Linked DNA regions of Mus musculus: all the other regions are linked to region 3. The links are chromatin loops, found by intact Hi-C in ENCODE. Cell type or tissue: heart. All regions are shown on one strand.

Evidence for each region. Hi-C counts contacts between places; a loop is a spot of excess contacts. Peaks named below come from ENCODE experiments on the same cell type or tissue, not always from the same donor. Only the 100,000 strongest peaks of a DNase experiment are listed, where the experiment ranks them.
Region 1: it touches region 3 in a loop (3-fold over the local background); 17 of 42 quality-filtered maps call a loop at or near these places.
Region 2: a loop joins it to region 3, with 2.4 times the contacts of the local background. A loop is called at or near these places in 3 of 42 quality-filtered maps.

The regions. Positions count from the first base shown.
Region 1 is chr14:74,841,512-74,849,511 of GRCm38, reverse strand. The region is part of intron 2 of Lrch1 (leucine-rich repeats and calponin homology (CH) domain containing 1); the gene reads left to right. Among named protein-coding and RNA genes, the nearest start is that of Gm52135, 27 kb to the right of the region's middle. In heart, no CTCF peak of the experiment used is centred here; a DNase peak (open chromatin) is centred at 1,711; H3K27ac peaks cover 4,170 bases.
Region 2 is chr14:74,817,175-74,825,174 of GRCm38, reverse strand. Lrch1 (leucine-rich repeats and calponin homology (CH) domain containing 1) reads left to right here. Exons shown (of 19, transcript NM_001252132.1): 5 at 5,545-5,681; 6 at 6,556-6,683. It overlaps Gm52135 (a long non-coding RNA gene), which reads right to left and starts at 6,557. Exons shown (of 3, transcript XR_003951185.1): 1 at 6,458-6,557; 2 at 1,459-1,714; 3 at 1-1,278. In heart, no CTCF peak of the experiment used is centred here; a DNase peak (open chromatin) is centred at 4,704; H3K27ac peaks cover 1,009 bases.
Region 3 is chr14:74,945,051-74,953,050 of GRCm38, reverse strand. Lrch1 (leucine-rich repeats and calponin homology (CH) domain containing 1) reads left to right here and starts at 5,174. Exons shown (of 19, transcript NM_001252132.1): 1 at 5,174-5,667. The coding sequence starts at 5,391. In heart, CTCF peaks have their summits at 4,012 (motif pointing right) and 5,131; DNase peaks (open chromatin) are centred at 4,070, 4,410, 5,150 and 6,120; H3K4me3 peaks cover 3,219 bases; H3K27ac peaks cover 2,559 bases.

The DNA.
Region 1 (8,000 bases), 100 kb after region 3:
GAGGGGAATAAAATATGGTGTGTAAGAAAATACATTAATGAAGAAGAAGAAGAAGAAGAAGAAGAAGAAGAAGAAGAAGAAGAAGAAGAAGAAGAAGAAGAAGAAGAAGAAGAAAGCAGCTCATGTGGACCCTTGTCCTGTGGGAGTGGGAGAGCAGGGTTGCTCTCCTTCTAGCCGCCTGGAAGCAGCTGGAGAGGATGCCTGTGCTAATGGGCTTCTTCCTCCTGCCTTGTTTCCTCTTGGGTCCTTAGCCTATGGGCTGGCGTCGCCTACATTCTTGGCACTAGTTCAGAATTCTATCATGATGTGGATGAGTTGCACAGCAGTGAGCTCATTGAACAGGGCTATAGATGGAGAAAATATTTCCCAGAGGTTACAGATTCTTTCACGTCTAGATCAAGTATTGTAAGGAGTGTGAGGGTCCCGTTGGCTGCAGGTGGCGAAGCAGAACCACAGAATGACCTGTGTGCTTTGAGAGTTCACTTGCTTTTAGTTAGTAAGTTGAATGAGAGCCCTACAGGGAGTTCAGGCAACTACTTAGGAGCACTCTCCACTTGTAGATGATGTCTTCCATGAGGCCACTGTGTCCTTTAGCCAGAATGTACCCTGGAAAATAGCTTAACTTCCCTGTGGTGACCATTGAGTGTTTGGTTACAGTGATCTTAGATAGAATCCATAGCACTAGCCAGGAATCCTTTATCGTTGTCTAAAGGAAGTTTCTCTTCTTTATTCCTTGGAAGTCACCAAACTTTTATACTTAGCTCTCCAGAAATCCCATAGGAAGGCTCTATAGCTTATATACTGCAGAAAAATACTATCACAGGTAGTATATAATTGGTTGTAGTTCAGAGTGATGTTGCCTGGTCCTGACAGGGAGGAAGCAGAACTGTTTATATACCTTTTTGTGGGGCAATGGGCTATGCACAGATAGCTTGGTTTCCAGTCGAGACTAGATCTTGAACCCCGGGAACCGGTAGTGGTAATTCACTTACATGGGACAGAAGGAGTTCTCTCATGAAACCAGGCTGTCTGCGCGTAGCCCATTGCCCCACACCTTTCATAATTTCAGGAGCTTTGCATAGCTTCATGAGCAGAAAAATTTGCATAGCTTCAGGAGCTGTGGGAAATAGTGAGATTTTGTTTGGTAATGATGCCAGCAATGTTTCCCTTCCTTGATCACCCTTTCCTGGGGCTTTTCTGCTTCTTCCTCTTTCTTCTCAGCTCTGAAGTCTGAATATTCTCTCTTCCTGCACTTATTTAAAGTTGGAGTTTCCCAAAGCTTTGGTCCCTACAGCTACCTCTAAGACCTCCTGTCTCACAAGTCTCAACTTTATTCTCCATCTGTTTGGCTCCCTTGAACATCACTCCTTCCTTCCTTCCTTGCCTACCATCCCGGTTCTCTTGGATGTCTCATTTATACCTCAAAATCCAGCATGAGCCAAACTTAAGTGTAGAGGTTTGAATGAGGATGGCCCTGTAGACTCCTATGTTTAAATACTTGGTCCCCAGTTTCTGAGGCTGTTTGGGAAGGCTTAGGGGGTATGGCCTTACTGGATGAGGTGCGTCACGTGTGTGTGTGTGTGTGTGTGTGTGTGTGTGTGTGTGTGTGTGTTAGGGGTGGAGTTTGGGTTTGATGGTGGAGGCAGGCTTTGAGGTTTCATTAGCCACAGGCAATTCCCAGCTAGCTCTCTTTGTTTCCTGCTTGTGGTTCAGCCTGCTACTTCCGCTCTGACGTCATGGACCAGTGTACCTCCGGAACCGTAAGCCAGAGGAGGTTTTCTCTGTGTTGCCTTGGTTGTGGTGTTTTACCACAGCTATGGAAAAGTAACTAAGACTAAGGTCATTTCTTATGTACCTTGGCTTCTTTCTCGCTTTCTTTGATGTTTTTATTCTTCTCTGTCACAACGGCTGGTGATCTCAGAATTATCCTGACCCCTTTCCTTCATCCTCTTTTGCAGGGACCAATCATTAACTATTACTAGTGCAGCGTTTTATTGCTTCCGGCCGGAAAGTCTGTGCCTTTCTCTCGCCATCTTCTGGGTTGCTTGTGCTGTTCCTAAATCTCAGAGTGAATGCATGGAGGGATGACCCATGAGCTTTGATAAACCTGTTACTAAGAAAGCAGGTGGGTATTAAGAATTTGCTGGCCACTCTGCCTAGCTTATTTGTCGAGTTAGAGGCCAATGAAGGAACCTGTCACAAAAACCAGGGTGGATGACATACACATGCGAGCACACATACACACCACACACACACACACACACACACACACACACACACACACACACACACACGCACACCCTCCCTGCAAACACATACAACAGTATAACCCCCAAACCTATGTTGCTGGTTTTGAAAGTGTTTGATAAATTAACATTCTCACGTATAGTACTTTTTCTTGGAAGATTCTTCCTTGATTTTAAGCATGTATTTTCATTTTAAATGAAGCACATTTCAAGCTGGAGTTTTTACAGTGACTGCCACGCTCTTTGAATTTAACGAGCTTGGTCGTAAGGAGAGAAGTGATCTGAGGCCGAGGCATTATCTAATCAAACTGTGGTTATTTTTTAGCAGTGGTTGCTACCCAGTTGGGCTGTAAACATATGGAATATTTTAAGCAGTGAGTTATTTATACTCAAGAGGAGACTGATGGGCTGTTATTGTGGGAAACCAGTACAGTTGCAGTCCCCAAATATGGTACAGGCAGGCACAGCTGAAAGGCTGTGCAGCAGCTACTGCAGAATCGTGCTGAATGCTGAGGCCTGCCTTTGAAGATTTAGTCTGGGGGCCTGAATTTGGTTGAGTTCTCCTTTCAAACTGAATCCCTGACCTGCTGCAAACATGCGTTTTATATGTGTGGGCATGAAATTAATTGGCATAGTTTCCAAGAACCCAGTTCAAGTCATAATTGAAATAATCATGTGCGTTTCTAGTTTTAAGGCATTTTAAGATTGCAGATGACAGGAGTGGCAAGGCTGTAGTTATCACAGTTGCTCTCAAAGTGAGGTTTAAACTTGGGCTCCCAGATTGGGTGTGTGCATTGAACTTGAACTCAATCCTTTCTCTGGGCTGAGGTTAGTGAAGAATAGTAGAACACGTGAGACCCTGGGTTCAAAACTTTCAGATTGAAGTATTTATGTAAGATATTTCTTTTGTTCTACAATGAGGCATAAGTATAGTGTTTATTTGATTTTAGATTTATAGCATAAAATTAAAGTGCATCCATACTATCACGAGGTAACTCAAAGGCAGCTTTTGTAGTTAATTGTCACACATTCCTGTGGGAAGGAAGGGCCTGGGGTTAGGAGTGCTATGCTGGCTGGGGGGGGGGGGGGGGGGGAGGGGGGGGGAGGTGGGGGAGGGGGGAAGTACTCAGTCATTAAGGGAAGGCAGGGTGAGAAGCTTTGCAGGAAGCAGGAAGCAGGAAGCAGGAAGCAGGAAAATGAATGGGTCCTCTATGGATATTGTTCACTGCCCTGTGTGTATGAAAACTAGCAAGTGCTATATGCAAAACAGAAGACAGCAATGATGCTTTCAGGGAAGGCGAGCAGATCTCACAGCAGGTGAGGTAATCCCTCAGCCAAGGAAACGTCCTGGCTAAAGCAATGGCTGCTTCCTGCAGATCAGGTGCCCAGCACAGACAGTCATCCTCCAGCAGTCAGTCCAGGTGTTTATGCCCTCTCTCTGCTAGGAGCTGCCAAGGCTAAGTCTGGTGTGGCCACACTGAAACCAGTCTAGTGACTCCAGCCCTGAGGTGTTTTCTTATCAGTTCTGTGGAGATTAAATAATTTCACATCACTGTTTCTATAACTGTCTGAAGACCTAGAAGTATATCCCAGGGTTCTTGTTTTGCTAGAGAATGAACGGGTGGATGACTGCAGGGAAAAACTCATTGACTGTCTGGACTAAAGACAGGACTTGGCTGGGGGCAGAGCCCAGTTTGGCAGGTCTTTGATTCTATTTATTTTTAGCTTGTATGTTTTCACTGATTGAAACATAGAATCTTATTTTAATCTTTTTTTTCCTGTTAGAGCGTAGGAAAGTCTTATTTACTAAACGGAGTAATTATTATACTCTTTAATAGTATAAAATGTCTTAGGTAAAATTCTCCTAATTGTCCTACAGGTTTTTAATGTGCCTGTTTGACTTGGGGCATCTGGATGATTTCCATACTTAATAAGTAGTTATGTCTTTTAGGTCTCCAGTGGTGTCTCCCCTGCCCTTGCTAGTCAGTGCTTAAAATCAGTTGGAATTTTAAGCAATTAAGGACAATGAGTTGAAGTAGCTGAGCACTTATCTGCTCTATTGTTAACTCTCCTTATAAACCATATTAGTAGTAAGATATGGATGGCTTTGCTTTCATTTAGTGTTTGGCCAAGCACTTTTGCATCTAGAAGCTCCTACTAGGTAGATCTTTTAAAATATCTTCTATGTTTGTTTGTTTGTTTATTTATGTGTGTGCACATGTGTGAGTCATTTAGCATATGTGGAGATTTGAAGACCACTTTCTGCAGTCTGTTTCTTCTCTTCTGCTATTGGTCCTGAAGATTCAATTCAGATTATCAGTATTGGTGGTAAGCTCCTTCAACTGCTGAGCCATCTTACCAGACCATGGTAGCTCTTACTATGTTCATTTTTTAGCTAGCAAGGCCTTAGAGATTAAATGGTGTGCCTCAGCCTATAGAAATGAAGGCTTTGGCAAAGGTGGGATTCAGTCCCTCCCTCGTGGTTCCGGAATTGGTATTCATTCTGCACAGTAACACAAAGGTCATAGCAGATAAATTGTTGATAAGCATTTCCTATGAATTACTTCTGAGTCATTTCTAAGTCAGTTTATTAAGGGAAGAACATGTACACACACAGTTATATTTTGTATTATTCCTTGATAGTGAAATCAGATAAAGAATATTACATGTCTATGGTTTAAAAAATTTTTTTCAAGAAAAATATCTCTAAAATAAACCAACAAAAAGTAATTAATTTAGGCCTTCAAAATGGACACTGATAAGTTCTTCAGTCAAGATACATATAAATAATACTCTCTTAAAAGTAAACCCATCAGAAACATCTTGGCCTGTGAATCCCTTAATTTAGGAAGGCAGTGTTGAGGTTTGGTCTTTTGCTGTGTATTGTAATGCTAAATACTGGCCCCCAAAGTTGCTTGTCCTCAGGAACAAGATTTTCTTGTACAGCAAGGGATGTTATATAGCCTTGCTCATTAGTTTAAAACCATTGGTTGAGTAAAGATGTCTACAGCCTATAGCTGGGCAGAAGAGAGGTGGGCGGGGCTTCAGTTCTCTGGATGAGGAAAAGAGGGAACAGTGGATAGAAGGCACCATGGTGTAAAGAACTAGCCATGAAGGGGCAAAGTATCCATACCTTGGTCTTCTTTCTTCCCGAGCTTCATGTGTTTCACAAATTGTATCTTATATCTTGGGTATTCTAAGTTTCTGGGCTAACATCCACTTATCAGTGAGTACATATCATGTGAGTTCCTTTGTGATTGAGTTACCTCACTCAGGATGATGCCCTCCAGGTCCATCCATTTGCCTACGAATTTCATAAATTCATTCTTTTTAATAGCTAGTAGTACTCCATTGTGTAAATGTACCACATTTTCTGTATCCATTCCTCTGTTGAGGGGCATCTGGGTTCTTTCCAGCTTTTGGCTATTATAAATAAGGCTGCTATGAACATAGTGGAGCATGTGTCCTTCTTACCGGTTGGAACATCTTCTGGATATATGCCCAGGAGAGGTATTGCTGGATCCTCCGGTAGTACTATGTCTAATTTTCTGAGGAACCGCCAGACTGATTTCCAGAGTGGTTGTACAAGCTTGCAATCCCACCAACAATGGAGGAGTGTTCCTCTTTCTCCACATCCTCGACAGCATTTGCTGTCAACCTGAATTTTTGATCTTAGCCATTCTGAGTGGTGTGAGGTGGAATCTCAAGGTTGTTTTGATTTGCATTTCCCTGATGATTAAGGATGCTGAACATTTTTTCAGGTGCTTCTCAGCCATTCGGTATTCCTCAGGTGAGAATTCTTTGTTTAGCTCTGAGGCCCATTTTTTAATGGGGATATTTGATATTCTGGAGTCCACCTTCTTGAGTTCTTTGTATATTGGATATTAGTCCCCTATCTGATTTAGGATAGGTAAAGATCCTTTCCCAATCTGTTGGTGGCCTTTTTGTCTTATTGACGGTGTCTTTTGCCTTACAGAAGCTTTGCAATTTTATGAGGTCCCATTTGTGGATTCTTGATCTTACAGCACAAGCCATTGATGTTCTATTCAGGAATTTTTCCCCTGTGCCCATATCTTTGAGGCTTTTCCCCACTTTCTCCTCTATAAGTTTCAGTGTCTCTGGTTTTATGTGGAGTTCCTTAATCCACTTAGATTTGACCTTAGTACAAGGAGGTAGGAATGGATCAATTCGCATTCTTCTGCATGATAACCGCCAGTTGTGCCAGCACCATTTGTTGAAAATGCTGTCTTTCTTCCACTGGATGGTTTTAGCTCCCTTGCCAAAGATCAAGTGGCTTTGCCCCTTCTTGGAATTGGGAGCAAAGCACCCATGGAAGGAGCTACAGAGACAGAGTTTGGAGCTGAGACGAAAGGATGGACCATGTAGAGAATGCCATACCCGGGGATCCATCCCATAATCAGCCTCTAAACGCTGACACCATTTCATACACTAGCAAGATTTTCTGAAAGGACCCAGATATAGCTGTCTCTTGTGAGGCTATGCCGGGGCCTAGCAAACACAGAAGTGGATGCTCACAGTCAGCTTTTGGATGGGTCACAGGGCCCCCAATGGAGGAGCTGGAGGAAGTAACCAAGGAGCTGGGGGGATCTGCAACCCTATAGGTGGAACAATAATATGAACTAACCAGTACTCCCCCAGAGCTCGTGTCTCTAGGTGCATATGTATCAGAAGATGGCCTGGTCAGCCATCAATGGAAGAAGAGGCCCATTAGTCGTGTAGACCTTCTATGCCTCAGTACAGGGGAATGCCAGGGCCAAGAGGTGGGAGTGGGTGGGTGGGGGAGTGGGTGTGGGAGGGTGTGGGGGACTTTTGGTATAGCATTGGAAATGTAAATGAAATAAATACCTAATTAAAAAAAAAGACAGGCTAGAGTACAGATACATGTCAACAACAGCACATGTTTCAGGACTTAAGACTAATATACATTCCGTTAGTGAGCACTAAATCTTTATCACCCAGAGAAATATTTTCACATAAGAAAATTAGGTATGCGGATTGTAGTGTAGATATCCTGCACTTTATGTTTAATATCTACTTATAAGTGAGTACATACCATACATGTCCTTTTCGGTCTGTGTTACCTCACTCAGGATATTCTCTAGTTCCATCCATCTGCCTACAAAGTTCATGATGTCCTTGTTTTTAATAGGTGAGTAGTATTCCATTGTGTAAATGAACTACATTTTCTTTATCCGTTCTCAGTTGATGGACATCTGGGTTGTTTCCAGTTTCTGGCTATTATGCATAAAACTGCTATGAACAAAAAAAAAAAAAAAAAAAAAAAAAGAACTAGCCATGAGGGCTGCCCAGTCAGAGTAGGTGTGTCTCAGCAGGAGCACAGCAAGTCCTATCCTCGGGGTTAGTGATAGGGGAAGTAGATACTGAAAGCCATAGAGGGTTGATATCTACCCATGTGACTAAGGCTTGTTATAAATATAAAAGTTTGTGTGTCTTTTATCAGAGAACTGAATGATCCAAGGTGCAAGGTGGGGTAGAAACCCCCAAATTAATATTAAGTATTTACCACAACAAGAAAGGGCAAGGTGCTAGTGTGTGAGAATCCATCCTGTGTATTTGGCAGGAAACAAAAAAAGCCAGAGATGTTTTTGAGCCCTGTTACTTGGTTTATGATGAGGAGTTACTGAAAAAGTGACATCAGAGGACCAGGTAGGAGCCAGGCCTTCGTCCCTCTCCTCTCTCCCTGTCCTGTTTACCCAGGCAGGGCAGGGACAG
Region 2 (8,000 bases), 130 kb after region 3:
GCAAGATAAGTGCACACTCTCCTCCCTGAGTTCTCCTCTCAGTTGCTTTTTGCCAGGGTTGTTGTTGTTGTTGTTGTTGTTTTTAAATCACAAAATAGAAGGGAGACTTAGAGCAGAGATCCTGTATCAAATATTGAAACAAATTAGAACAAAAGAGAGAGCAATAGAGAAAGAGGCCTGATGGCCAACTGTGCCTTCCACGTGTACATACATGTACATACATGTACATAGATAAAATGTGCGCACACATACACACGGTTCACTTCTGTATGATAAAACGCCCTAATAAAAAGCAGCTCAGGGGACAGGGATTATTTTTAGCTCATAGTTCCAGTCTTACATGTGAGGAAGTCAAGGTGGGAGGAACTTGAGGGAACTGGTCACGCCCACAGCCAATGCATCATGCCTGTTTGCTTGTGTTTCTCCACTCGCACAGGGACGACCTCTATAGTGAATGGTGCTGCCCACAGTGGGCGGCGTCTTCCCATATTAACTCACCTAGGAAAGACAATCAGAGCTAACCATCATCCCCCCCCCCCCCACACACACACACAGTAGATGGGGAGCAGAGTGCCAGGTACTTCTTTTAAAACATACTCTACTTTCCAGAGATTATGTTGATTTCCAAAATATACTTTAAAAATTTATATTAGTTCTTTGAGAATTTCATATAACATGAGTTGATCATTTTACTCCCCTTTCCCTAATTCTGACTAAATCCAACCCTGCCCCCCTGCCCAGCCACCTTTGTGTGCTATTCATCATTTTTGTGGTTGTTTAACTCAAGCCCAATTTGTGCTACCCAAGTATTTTTTGGATGGGTGGCCTTCCATTAGAAGCATGGCCAGGTCACCAGGGGCTATTCTTTTAGAGAAAATTTTTCTCTCACCCCCCCCCCCCCCGTCCCCTCTCCTCCTCTCTCTCCCCTAGCAGCTAACAGTTGCCAGTAACTCCCTGGCTGGGAGTAGGCTTTCGTGGACAATTTCCACCTTCATGCTGAGGCTTGCCTTTCATCCATCCCATGTGTACTGTCACAACTGCTGCAGGTTCATACACTGAGCCACTCTGCTCTATCCAGACGCCACTGTTTCCTTAGAGTTCTCTACCATCTGGGTCTTCTGCTTTTTCTCACCCTCTCTTCCTCAGTGATCCCCAAGCCATGGGATGAGAGGGTAGGGTATATATTTTCCCATTTAGCGTGAGTCTCTCATTCTCTTGGCCTTGGCTGTTTGCAGTTCATCCATTGCTTCTCAGATGAGGGTTGAGAGATGTACTGAACTGTGGACATAACAATGAGTTATTTGGAGTCAGTTTAATACAATGTCAATTTTTAACAGAATGGTAGTAGATTCTACCTTGGGGCCTTTTAGCTAACGAGCCATCTCTAATGGTGCTAGGTATAGTTTTCATCTTGTGGGGATGACTTAAATCCATTCAGAATGTGCTTTTTTTTTTTACCTGTATGATGATTGAGCCACCATCACACCAGTGGGCATGCCTTGCCAGGCCAGTCTGTGTTGTAGCTCCCAGGGTTCAGAGCTGGGTATGACTGATGATCACTGGCTTGCCCTGGAAGCTCACAGAGCACTTTCAAGCTCTGTGAATGCTAGCCAGTGGGCTGACACTTCCAGGTCGACGGCACCAGCTCGATTTCGCTATGTTCCATGACTCACATATGTGGCATCTTCAGAAGCAGGGTCTTAACTGTCAAGTTCTGGAGAGAAACCAAGAGCATTGGCAATGTTTGAGAACTGGTGGGCCCTTACTGGCCAACAATTCCAGAAGAAGTAACCCATTCTTGGCATTGGGCTTTTGTTTTGTTTTGTTATTCTCTGGTGTCTAGTATAGGAACATTGTTGCCCCATTAGAAGTTAGAAGGTAACTAACTCCCTTTTAACTCTATGTATATGCCTAGACACTTGTAGGAAGATTCTGCAGTTAGCAGATTTCCATATGAGTCTTTTGAAAGGCATCTCAGTTCAAAAGCACACACTTGGAAGCAGTTGGCACCTAGTTCACTTGGCATTTATTAGTGGCAGTTTGAAAGCTGCCTGGTTTTTGCCATCCTGTTACTGCTTGTTCCAGACATGGAAACAGCTCCTAAACCCATGCAGAAGAGCTTTGTAAAATGCACCATGCGGATGGTAGAGGGCTCGGTTATCCTTCCCTGTTTCTCACCTTACTCACGCTGGCTTACATTCAAAGAAGAATTAGAAAATACCTCTGTGTGGGAGTCATTGCCTTATTTGAATGAGCTCATAAAAGGAGGTTTACTTTTTCCATTTGTCACTGCACAGTCTCATTTCTTTTGAGTGCATAAAACTATTTTCCCTAATTATAATAAAACCAAATAATACTAAGGATAACTACAAACAAAATTTTAATTCACAGTTTATCTGTACAGCACAACCTTTCAGGCATTAAGAAGCCCCGCTGCATTTGAGTGCCTGCGATAACCACTGTGGAAATGCCATAAATGATTGAACCCATTTCCAAAGGGAAAACCGATTACATTCTTGTGTGGTCACAGTGTGGCACAGGGGAGGAGGGAGCACCTGCAGGGCCTACTTTTCTGTTTTTCTCAGTGCTTCTCTCTCACCTTAAGGACACTCTTTTCCCTATAAAGATCAGTTATAACTTACTCTCCTTTTATAACTATGTATCCTCAGCTATGATATTTTAAAATATACCCAAAGGTAAAACTTATGTTTACCCTGAATGCGGTTTTTATTCAAAAAAAAAAAAAAAACAAATTAAAAAAAAAAAAACAACAGAATATCAAGTTTTTTTTTCCTGCCTCAGAGGAGAGAGCTCTAATTGACAAGTGTTGATGGTATCCGGTCACCATGAGTGACCCTCTTTATTTACTTACATTTGTTCTCTTGGGGGAAATCTCTCCTCATATGTTTTCAATTTGAGGAGGGGAAAAAATAAAGTTTGCAGCCCAGTTACCTCAGTCAGTTTTGTGTGTTTTTACTACAGCTGATGGAAGCCATACTCTGTTTTTTTAGGACAGGAGGGCAGGGGACTAAAGTGTTTATTTCTTGCCTCTCTTTGACTGGAAAGTGGAATGTGGAGTTCTTTCTCGGCCTCCTCCTCCTCCTCCTCCTCTTCTTCTTCCTCCTCCTCCTCCTCATTCCCCTTCTTCCTGCTTCTGTGCTGTTTTTCCTCTTCTTTTCCTCTTGTTTCTCTTCCTTTTCCTTTCCTCTTTTCCTGTTCTTCCTCCTCCTGTTTGACTCCTGCTTCCTGCTTCCCTGCTTCTCCTCCTGCCCTTCTTGGCTTGCTTTCCTCGTTACCTGCTCTGTCCCTTGACCTTTTGTGGGTCAGCCTTGCGAGTCTGTCATTCCCTCCAAGGCATCACTACTGTGAGACTGTAGAGTCTTCCCCTACACTACACGTTGGAACCAAAGGGCAGGGAAGTGGCGATCATCAAAAGTTTCCTTTACCTGCTTGCCTGCAAATTCTCTACTCCCCCGAGGAGCCGGTCTGCTAGTCATAATTTAGAGTCTTCATTTTAGTTGGTAAAGAGTTTCTGGGAATACTTGCTATGTAGTAGCTATTGTTTAAAAAGCCCCCCTTTTTGTAGCAAAGGAATCACACAAGCCCACAAAATACAGGGTCTCATCCTATTTTAACATTGTTGAGACAGCCAAGCTTTGAAGTCATCCTGCCCTGGGAATCCCCATCCTTTTTAGCTGGTCTGTAAACTGTAACATGAAAATCCTAACCATACCGATTAGGTTTTGTTGTTGTTTGTTTGTTTGTTTGTCTTGTCAAGTTGACACAAGCTAGACCATCTGGGAAGAGAGCCAGAGTGAGAAAATATGCCTCCACCCGATTAACTTGTAGGCAAGTCTGTGGGGGCATTTTCTTGATGAATGTTCCATTGTGGGGGGCTCCAGCCTACTGTGGGTGGTTTCATCCCTGGGCAGGTAGTCCTAGGTGCTATAAGAAAGCAAGCTGAGCAAGCCACAGGGAACAAGGCAGTAAGCAGCACTCTTCCATGGTCTCTCTATCAGTTTCTGCCCCGACTTACCCTTATGATGGACTCTAAGCTGTAAGCTGAAATAAAACCTCTCCTCCCGGGTTGATTTTGGTCATGGTGTTTATCCCAGCAATAGAAATACCTCCTTTTCTTTCTGTTCACTTTCATAACTTTCCCCTCCACTATGTACAATTGCCCCCCCATAATTCCACCCTGTGCCCACAACCCGTATCAAAACAACCTTTAGGAGTAAGGCGTGAGACTCATGGCTGCCCCCGTTGGGGACTCGAACTGCTCCGTCAAAGTAGAAATAGGGATTCCTTGACATCTGTTTTGAAATACAGTTCCTGAGGCTGACATGGGCTTTACTATATGAGACCTGGGAGTTGAGTGTTGTTCTTCCTTCTAGAATTTTGGTCTCAAAATTACTCTATTCTGTAAGACCAAGTAATCTACTGAGAGGTGAAAGACGGAAAGCCCCTATCATTCCCAGGGCCTTGCGTTCTGAGAAGACGGAGCACTCACCCCAAGGGAGTGGTGCTGGCTGGGCTAAAATAGTACTGCAGAGTTGATCGAAAGCCTCAGCCATGTAGATAAGGAAAAGGGACTAACTGCTAGTGCTTCTTAAAGGCTCCCGTCCTCTCCTTCAAGTCCTCTCCCTATCTAGTTTCTGGCTCTCTTCCACTTTAGGCCAGAAGTATTTGAAGCCACTATATTTTGGCCTTTAACAGCTGCCATACCCAAAATGCAGAGCACTGTTCTGAAGTGACCCCACTGTAGTCACCACCCAGCCAGCTCAGAGATCTGCCAGCGTCACCCTAGGCCCTGGCGTGCCTCAGCCTGGCTTCACTCTATGGGATTATATTTGACTTCGTGCCTAGCAGCTGTCAGCGTTGGTTGGAATGCTTGAAATTACTGAGTGTTTATTATGCCACTGGGTGGGAACCTCAGGCTAAATGGGACATCCTCTCCTGTGAGTTGAGCTGTGGGCAGCTTCGAAGGCGATGGGACGAAGCCCAGCCAGATCGGAATTATGGGTCCTTTTGAAAAATCCTAAATTAGATAACACTGAGTATGTATCGGAGGGTAGCAATGGGGACCCTTTGACAAAATCGGGAGCATATTTACTGAAACTCATTCTGGGCCTGTGCCAGCTCATGAACATTGACTAGATAAGGGTTTTCTGTATAGCATAGCATCCCTAATCAGCCAGTGGGTCGGGAAAATGGGATATAGTTAGAACATGCTCCGAGTGGCATGGCTTGTGCAATTCTTTTGCTGGAAGAAAACACGCTCTTTAGATGGTGTGAGTGGTAGGTGTTTCCAGTACAGTTTGTATGAGTGAGTGTCCAGGGAAACGGTCCCCCATTCAGGGAGATTCTTTATATGCGCGCATGCCATGAGTCTCATACGGGTAACATGGCTCACTGTTGATGCTGCTAGCCTGCGTATCTCTAGATACACAGAGAGTTGACTATTGAGTTGACTACACAGCCACTTGATCCTGCCATTTTCTGAGACTTTTTTTTTAATGTCCCCCCCTTTCTCTCTTCTTTCAGAGCTAGTAGATCTCCCCTTGGTAAAGTTTGACTTTTCCTGCAACAAGGTGCTGGTGATCCCCGTCTGCTTCAGGGAGATGAAGCAGCTGCAGGTGCTCCTGCTTGAGAACAACCCTCTGCAGTCCCCTCCGGCGCAGGTGAGGATCTGCCTAGAGCAACGGCCAGGGCTGCACAGTAGTGGCACGAGTGACTCTCCACAGAGCCCCTGCTCTGATTCTCTCTGCATACCGGAGGCTGCGCTAGGCATGATGGGATGCAGTCCGCACCCCACCACCCCCCTCAAAACACACAGTGAGACTTTCAGTAAATCTGACTGATAGGTTGCCTGTGGCACTGTCACATCTGTTCTCATATCCCTGTCATCGTGTCTGAACCATCCAAGGACGGAGTTTCAGGTTTGATAAAGTACCAACCACTCAGCGACACATGTGACGCTTGTCATAGGCTGTATAGCCTACAAAGGGGGTCACACATGCCTTATTTGAACATTAGCTGGGAAAACGGAATTCAAACGTCTTAAAATATGATTATTGACTTTTTTGAGACACAGATCAAACTATGAGAACGCTACACAGTACAAATGAAAATATTGTACAGTTTCTTTTCTTCTTAAATAACCTAATGACTTATTAAATCTATGATGATCTTTTAAACTCTTAGTTGCTGTCTGTGAACTTGAAGATAATTGCGTTTTCTTCCATATTTTAGAGTTGGACTTATTCCCAATGCTGTCTGATTTTTTTTTAAAAATAAATTTTACCCTCTTTTCACTTACATATGTTTTTGTCAGAATTTAGTAGTTTGAAAAGGTTAGGTATTTCTTGAGCAGGATTTTCTGCCCAAAGTGGAATGTGGAGGAAAGAGTCCTAAGAACTCTTGTGTATTTAGTGACCATTGTTAGGGAGTTACTTACCATGACAGTCTCAAGATTAAACTGCGTGGTCGGGGACCTGGAACTTACATCTTGTTTTGTCACTGAGAAATAAATACGCATTACTGATTTCTCCGCAGATTTGCACGAAAGGAAAAGTACACATATTTAAGTATTTGAGCATACAAGCATGCCAGATTAAGACAAGTGACTCTCTTTACCTCCCCACCATAGAGAGGCCCCATTTACACCAACACGTGGAAGACAGGTGAGTTAATGCCTTCCTTCCTGAAAGAGGCTGTGTAGAATGCCCTTCGCCACAGCTGCCCAGATAACCTGACGTCAGCATCCGTACACTTTGTTCCCGTAATTCACGTTTATGACTTGGCGTTTGAGAAAATAATGGCATACAAAAAAAAAAAAAAAAATGATGCTGGGGAATCTCTAATCCCTGTAGTGTAGCCTCTCCTCGTCAGAAATCAGCGCTTCCTGAGGACATGTGTGGATGCTTCTAAATAGGATCTGTACTGACTTTATGCTTAGCACGGCTATAGCAAACTCTATTGTAAAAACTATTGTATTTTAAAAATTGATCGCTTCAAGCTAGGTGTAGCAGTATGCTCCTGTGATCCTGGCACTTAGGAGACAGGGTTAAGAGGGTCACGGATTTGAGGCCAGCCTAAGCTGTGTGTGTGTGTGTGTGTGTGTGTGTGTGTTGTATGTCTATGTGTGTGTGTGTGTGTGTGTGTGTGTGTGTGATATCGCCATATATCCAGTTGCTATCTCAAACTTGCTGTTCTTGATTGAATACCTGTATCAAGTTGAAACATGTTAAGAGTTATAAATTTTCTGTGTACCTGTGTGCTCTTGTATCTTAAGGTTAAGATCTGCAGGCTTCAGTTTTTAAAATGTAGAATGTATAGGTATTAACCGCCCCCCCCCCCCATTTCCAGTTTCATGTGTAAGTGTTAGAATCCTTTCAAGCATCCTTGGGACATTTGTGGTGTAAGACAGGCCTTATGCATCCAGAGACTAGAGTAGCCACAGTGACCCACTTAAAGAAACACACATTTTTCTTGAGAATTTTACAGGGCAGAGGTCTTTTCCTTGACCTTGAGATTTGCTAAACAGGATGGCTTGGAATTTCAAACTATCCTAATGGCACTTTCAAAATAACTATACACACATATACATATATATAAAATTTTATATTTATATTGCAAGGTATACTTAAATACTGGAAAGGTTTTCAAATTGACTGAAAACAATGTTTTCAACCCTAGGACATAAAATAATTAAATATCTTACTGCTTCTATATATGTGTCAATAAGATAAAATTAGTAACTGTTTCAAAGAAATAAGTTGTCCCTCAGAGGAGGAAACCCTGAGTAGAGAATTTATGATGTCCTTGGCAGTTACAAGTTTTCATTATAGGTGTGTGATCTTAATACTTCTTAGAACTAGGCTGACAGCCTGTTGCCATATATCAATAACTTCAATAATGATGATGTGTTTTATATAATGAAGTCATAATCACATTATTAATCGATGTACTTTGGTGTCAATTTTGTGATTTTTTTCCAA
Region 3 (8,000 bases):
ACTGACTCACAGACTAGTGGTCTGGAACACGAGCCAAATGTCTGAAACATGTCAAGATAGTTATATTTATAATCTTCAGAGAAATCCGTGTTGATGGTTTTAGCTGCTTTGCAAAACTGAAAGATCTCAGTCAGGCAACATGATTTATTGACTCATCCAGACACGGATGAGAACAAAAGGCCCAATCCCTGCCCTTGAAAGCTAGTGAGCACACATGCCCTGATCACTTACAGGTATTTAAGACAAATATTTACAGATATATTACAAAGAGAATACTTTGGTACTGAGAACATGTATGGGAGTGACCAGAAAAGGGTGGTGTTCATTAGGGAATATTCTGGCTTCTTTTTTTTTTCTTTCTTTTCTTTTTCTCCTCCTTCCTCTTCCTCTTCTTCCTCTTCTTTCTCTTCCTCCTCCTCGTCCTCCTCGTCCTCGTCCTCCTCCTCCTCCTCCTCCTCATCCTCGTCCTCCTCCTCCTCTTTCTTTTGAATGAGGAAACCAACGCAGAGAGGTTAGAGGACACTGACATAAATAAATGTAAATAAGGCTGAACTCTGCTGATCTTGGGGTCAAATGCCTGTTCTGATTTGATCATGGTCTCCACGTGTTTTTGATTGATTTTTCACCCAGAGATTGATGGGAGACCTCATTGGCTGTGGATGGCTGGGCATGGTGTCAGCTTCTTCTTGTCCAGTTAGCTTTGAGCAGAGGGGACCATAGAACACGGACTGGATTTTGGGTTTCTACTCAAAGAGAATTCTTGGTGAGTTTCAGTAGACAATATGTTACAAATAGAGTGGTTCCATGGGGGGTTAGATGTATGACCTCCCTGCAGACACTGAGTCCAGAAGATGCTGAAGTCCTGTAGCCTGCCACTCACCTTAAATTCTCTCTAGATTCCCTGTAATATCTGATTCATGTGTAATAGTTCCCAATATAATATTGTTTCAGGAAGGATGACAAGGGCAAAAACAATCTGTATATGTTTGGTTGACTTTTTTTTTTCTGAGTGTTTTTAGTTCTTGGATAGTTAAATAATGAGGCTACAGGGTTGGGAGTGCCAACTTTGGAGCCCAGGAGAGCTCACTGTTTACTAGACAGTTCAAAGAAACCAGAGATGAGAACCTGAGACACCAGACCCTGGGAGGGAACTCAGTCAGGATCCTCTGGGTGATCCGCATGGTTGTGAGTTCATTTCCCAATGAAACAGCAATAGCCGCACGACACAACACAGTCCCTCCTAACAGACCTTATATGCTCAATGACAAGGAGAGGACTCCAATTTTAGGAGAAATGAAATAAACAGGGCATCTAACAAAAGAGACATGTCCATGCTTTTGAAGAAACAATGAAGCGGCATGAGAGCCATCCAAAAGGACACATGGCATATCTTGATTTTTTTTTTTTTTTTTTTTTTTTTTTTTTTTTTTTTTTTTAGAAATATTCAGGATTAGTGTCAAGAGGCAAGGATTCCTCTCAGTTTGAAGAAAAAGCGCCTCCTTTTGTGCAGAAAAAAATCATTTAAAACTTTAGAGCTATCCCAGCAAATAGCAACTTGCTATGAGACATTGTGCAGCCTTTACATGCAGAATACTGTAGGTTTTGAGATACTGGGAAGGAGAGAGAGGCTAAGAGGATTTGGTTACAGAGTTTGCAGGTTGGAAATCTGCACAAGATACAAGAGACTACAAGGACCAGGACAGGACAGGACACTGGGGGGCGGTAGGGGGGACTTGGATATTTATCCAAAGTATACACTCATTGTCTTTGCTCCTCTAAGAAAGGATTTTTAAATTTAAATCTATTTTTATTTAAAAGAAGTTATTTATGCCTGTTGTGGTGGGTGTATTCAGTCTACCTCTTGTTCTGACCTAGGTTTGTAGTCCATTGGGGATGGGGGCAATAGTCTTCATCTCCCTGCTAGATTTTAAGCAAAAGGTCACTGAGGACAGGGGAAAAAAGAAAGATCAATTTTTATATGATGTAAATATGTTTTCACTTAAGTAACTTCAAAGTCACGTTAGACCCTTTTATTAGTGTATAGGCTTGCTGGCTTGCTTTTTTTGGGGGGGGGCAACTTCACACAAGCTAGAAGGTCATCTAGGAGGAGGGAACCTCAATTGAGAAAATGCCTCCATCAGGTTGGCCTGTAGGTAAGTCTGTGGGTGCATTTTCTTGATTGATGATTGATGTGGGGGGGGGGCCCAGCCTACTGTAGTCAGTTCCTTGTGTGGGCAGGTGGTCTTGGGTTGTATAAAAGAGGAGGAGGAACAAGTTGTGAGGAGCCAGCCAGTAAGAAGCATTCCTCCAACGACTGCTTCAGCTCCTGCCACTGCTCTGACCTCTCCTCAGGATGGCTAAGCTCTAAGCGTAAACCTTTTTTTTTCTCTAAATTACTTTTTGCCGTGGCGTTGATCACAGCATTAGAAAGCAAAGCAGGGCAGTGCATGTTCATTGTGTAAGATTGTAGATTTTCATAATGACATTTTTGTTAAAGTTAGCTATGTTCTTTTCTCATATCTCCTCCCATTATCTTCTCTGGTGTCCCATCAAACAAGTCCCCCTTCTCTTCCCAGATAGGCCCCTTTCTCGGTCATCAACTCTCTGTGTTAGAGTATTTGTCTTCCTGAGTCTGGCATATATTGCACAGTATGCTGAACTCTGGATCTATCCATTTCCTCGCAAATGACACAATTTTGTTCTTCCTTATGACTGAACAAAACTCCGCTGTGTATATAATACTGCCTATTCTTTATTCAGATGCCCAGGCTGATTCTATAACTTGTCCATAGAGCCACAGATGTGTGTGTATTTGTAGTGTATTGGCTTAGGCTCCTCTGGGTGTATTCTCTAGAATGCTGCAGCTGGATCAGAACTCTTTATACAGATGTTCTGTTTTTTTTATTTTAATTTTCTTTTTATTTTCTGCACCTGGCATTCTGTCTTTATCTTTCAATATTCCACCACAGTATATAATATAATATCAGAATGTGGTTCTACCTTTATTTTAGTTTTGGAAGACCCTTCATGTTGATTTCCACAGTGGCTATACTAGTTGATGTTATTGCTAAAGGGACCTAAGTCTTCCTTCCCCTCCTCTCCTTCATTCTCATCAGTATCCGATGCTGTTTGTTTTAGTGCTAGCCATTTTATCTGGTGGTAAGATGTATTCTCATTGCAGTTTTGATTACAGCTCCCCCTGGTTAAGGACTCTGAACATATTTTGCATCTTTTTTTTTTTTAAATTATTTGTACTTTATCTTTTGAGAAGTGTCTGTTCATTTCATCTGCCCATTTGTTGACTGGATAGATTTCTTGGGTGTTTAATATTTTTCTGTCATTCTTTTAACATCCTAGATATTGACAACCTAAATTTCAAATGATGCTGGGTAGTCAAAACAATACTGAACAAAAAAGGTAATGGCTGGAGGAATGGCAATAGAAGATTCTAAGTATCACAGAACTGCAGGAAGAAACACAGCATGGTGTTGCCACAAAACCACGTAACTCAAAGGAGCAGAAGATTCAGGAATGAATCAGTGCAGCTGCACCTAAGGCTACCTCACTAGGTACCCAAAGCACACACCAGAGAAAAGAAGGTCTCTGGCACATCGCGCTGGGAAAGCTAGATTCTGCATGTGGAAGAATTAAACTGGATCTCTGTATCTTGCCCTGCCCAAAGATCAATTCAAAATGGATCAAAGCACTTAATATAACACTCAAAAACCTTAAATGGTCAAAGGAAAACAGGAAAAAACCCTCCATGATGCAGGAATTGGGAAGGATTCTCTGAAAAGAGCCCTAAGCTCACAGGAAATGATTACAAAAACTGTCAAGCAAGATTGAATGAAATGAAAATGCTTCTACACCACAAAGGAAGCAACAGATCGAAGAGACCGCCTACAGAACAGGGTGAAAACAAAACTAAGCTTAAGGCACAGTTTATGAAATCATAGAGACTTGAAGGAAGTGGAGCCAGAGAGGAGGAAGGTGGTGGGGGGTGAGGGCGGCACACCACTAGGTGGCGCCTGTTTCTTCCGGAATAAGTAGGATTTGCTCTCAGCCTGGAATCTCAGGAATTAAGGGGTAGCCCTGTAGCGAAGTCCATGCAAGTGACATAGATCATGTCATACTTAGTGCTGAGCCCAAGAAGTCATTAGGTCCACGCGGCTGCCTAGACTATCACAGATCTGCATTACTGTAGTATGTATGATAAAGTTGTATCATGTCCATACTTCACTCCAGCCTCATTTCTCCAAGCCGAGTCACTCCATAGAGACTATCAAGCTTTGGGTCCCAGGCTGTTAAGGTGTGGGAAGGGAATGGAGGCTTTATCAGTCTTCCAGCTGGGTGGCTTTAGGTGACACAGGTCCTCTGGCTCTTCCATGGGGTGCAAGGCCTGGCTCAGGCGCCCACTGTAGGTCAACCCATGGCAGAAGATTTGTTTGCAATCAGACAGTTCAGTTCCCATGCCTCACATGAATAAGAAGGTGGCGCACCCGGAACATTTCATAGTACCTAGGCTTAGGTTTAAGATATGACCTTTGTGATCACTAGGTCTTTGGCGTTCTAACGCTTGGAGTAATAATTTGGGTATTTTATCATAAAAATTACCCTTTCTCAAAGCCCTTCCTCTATAGATTTGTCTATTTGCCCTGAAGTCTTTCTTGTTCCTGTGGTCTGTAGTGAAGGTGCAAAATTTTGGTGACTGTGGGCTGCGTGTTCGAATTCTGCAGGGGTGATCGCGGCTCGCTTTAACTTCCTCTCGCTGAAGGAAGCAATTTTTCCACTCACAGATTTCCTGGATTTAGTGAGAGATTTTGTATGGTAAGCACCTAAATGCCAGGGGGCGTCCGTGAGGGTAAACCCACAGTGGAAAAACTGCTTTTGGGGGCAACTCTGGATCAATCAACCAGAACCACTCTCCTCCCTGTGACCTTGTATTCCAAATCTTGTCTCCCGCCTCGCCTGGGTTTTCATAAACGGCTTAAAAAAAATCCCAGAAGACAAAAACGAAACCGACAAAATACCCTGGCCCGCAGATGTGTAAACTACAAGGGGTCGGGCTGGAGAGAAAGTCACCCAGAATGTGCATCCAGTTCCAGCCAGCTTCGGGGGTGGAGCGCCAACAAGCTGCGGAGGAGGAGCGGCGGGCGGGGGCGCGAGCACGAGCAGACACAGGCGCGCCACCGCTGCCGTCGCTGCCGCCGCCGCAGCCCTTGGCTCCCCCGGCTGGAAACCTTGGCGATCGAACTGCTGCCTCCACCTCTGCGCCGCTTGCCGCCCCTCCCGCAGTCCCGCGGCTTTCGAGGGAGCGCTGCGGGGACTCGGGACCGCCGGGGAAACCTGTGACCCCGCGCAGGAGCGGCGGGGCGGGGGACCGGGAGAAGATGGCGACGCCGGGAAGCGAACCCCAAGCTTTCGCGCCCGCTCTCTCGGTAACCGCCCTGCACCCGCATCTCCACCAGCACCACCAACACCACCAACACCACCAGCACCACGGAGGCACCGGCGGCACCGGCTTCAACCTGCCCTTGAACCGTGGTTTGGAGCGCGCGCTGGAGGAGGCGGCCAACTCTGGGGGCTTGAACCTGAGCGCCAGGAAGCTGAAGGAGTTTCCCAGGACTACGGCCCCGGGACATGACCTCTCGGACACGGTTCGGGCAGGTGAGACAAGGCCGGGGCTGGCCACGCGTGTGCGAGCCGGGCTGTCGCTCCTTCCCGCCGGGCCCGAATGTGTTACTAGATTGGCTCGGCAGGAGCGGGTTCTGCAACGAGCACGGTGGTTGTAGCGGGCACGGTGGTCCTCCTGGCCCCGGCGACCTGCGACCGTGGTGCAGGAGCGCAGGGATGCGCCTAGGAGCTGTTCCTGGCGCGCGGGAAGTGGGGGCATCTCGGGCGACCGCGAGCAAGTCCAGAACACGAACCAAGTCGTGGACCTCTACATGGAAGCATTCTGCGTCCTGGTGGGTGGGGAAGGCCAGACAAAGGTGGCCGGCCGTCGGCTAGCCCTGTCCTCTCCGCGTAGTGTCGGGGCCCCGGCCTCCGCGCCGCGCGACCGTGGCTTGCTGCAGCCAGAGAGGCGGTGCCAACCTTGGTTCTGCGCCTGTGCGAGCAGAGGCTGGTGTCTGGCTCTCCGCCCACACATTTTGGTTCCCTCCACCGGGGCTCCCCGGTTCTCACTAACCCCGGTCTTTGCGGGGGCCCTGGAGGGGAAGCGTGGCATAGTAAATGAAAAGTAATTAAAGTGAGCCTGTTTGCCAGTGTGAGCCCGGCAAGTTGTAACCCGCGCCACAGAGCAGCCTGCTTCTTCAAGTTGTGTCATGTGTTGACATATTTTGGAGATGTCTGCTTTCCCTTTAGTAGTCGGAGTTGTGGGAGTGGACCCATAAACAGGAAGGAGGGTGGTGGAAGAGGGTTGGGGCCTTGGGAATCCGTGCAGATCTGACTTAAGTTTCCGACCATATCCTGTTCTGTTCTTTGCGGGACGATTTGTACCCCAGCGAGCGCCTAGCGTTTCCCAGGGCAGTGGGTGCCCCACTTTTGTGCCATTGCCTAGACCTCACGACTGTCGTTGTCTCTTCCGACTTGCATCAGGTCTCTTAGGCTTCTGAATGGCTTGGCTTTCAGATGGGGTCCTTCAGCTACTTATAAAGGAAGACTAGGGGGCGGGGCAGGGGAGCCAGCTGTGGCTTTCGGAGGCTAGGTTTCTGGTTAATTCCATAAACATTTAATCAGGAGACCAATTGAAAATTTAGATGGAGTTCTGAGTCCATTGGAGGCTAGAAGCACTCCTCTGGAGTCATTAAACGGTGATATTTGGGTTTAAGGATTGTCAGGAATGGGTAAGCAGAGGGGAAATTCCAGAACTCAGTTTTCAACAGCTGGAGAGGCTCTTGATAGGACCTCATAGTTACAGCTTCTCAAGTAGAAGTTATTCTAAGAGTCGCCTGAATCATTAACCTTAAAAAGTCACCCCATGTTTTCCTTCCCATCTGCCATAGTTAGAATGGCTGTGTACTGCAGAATGGAGAATCAGAATGCCCCATGCTAACGTGTTCGCGCTATTCAGTAGCAGGCTTAGAGTTATTCCAACACTTCAGTATTACTCATGATTCCTCCCAAGGTTGGGTAGAGTTGGCATGTGTGCTGTGCTGGCATGTCTTTGAGAATACCATTGCTTTAAAAGTAGTGGAGGGAGGTGTTCATCTTTCAGTTACCGCCTCTGTGAGTTGACACTGTGTGGAAAGGGTCCTTCCTTCCTGTTCTCTCTGTGTGCGGTGGGGTGTGCAGGTGTCCAGGCATTAGGAGTGTTACATATATTTTAATGCTCCTAAAATCCTTAAGTAGTCAAAAGTAAGAGGCTTCATGCTAATTCTCCACCCTAAAACAGTTACTATTTTGGAGCAGCAGCGGCAAAAGAATGTCAGCTACGTTTGTGGGCACTTAAGGCAATACCATAAAGAAAACAAAAGCAAAAACAAAAACAGTAGCTGAAGAGTCTGTTGTTTTATGTAAAAGTTTCAACATTCACATGTGTTAAGGATTGCTTGCCTTGACCTGAGTCACACATGTGAGTGAGTATTCCTCTCTTCTCCAGAAATGCTTAGGTTGGACACGGGGACTTTGCCTGTGAGCCCAGTAGTTGGAGGCCAGTCTGGACTTAGTAGTAAATTCCAGGCCAGCCTCCGTTACAGGTTAAGGCGGCCCTGACTCATTCTTCATGCCTATACACCCCCACATCCCCCAAAGAGTGTATTAAATTGAGCATTATTCTTTACTTGTGAAAGCAACAAAGCAAAATAAAGACATTCCGTGGGGGGTGTTGACATTTCCTACACATAAGGGAGTTGAGGGAGATGTTGAACCTTTGGTAATAATAAATCCCATACAGATAGTGGCTTCTCCTGGGCTCAAACATCTAAGGATGGACTATGACGATCCTCAAGACCCTTTCATAAGTTTACTTGGGTAGTGGGGAGCCTTTTCTCTCTGTTAAG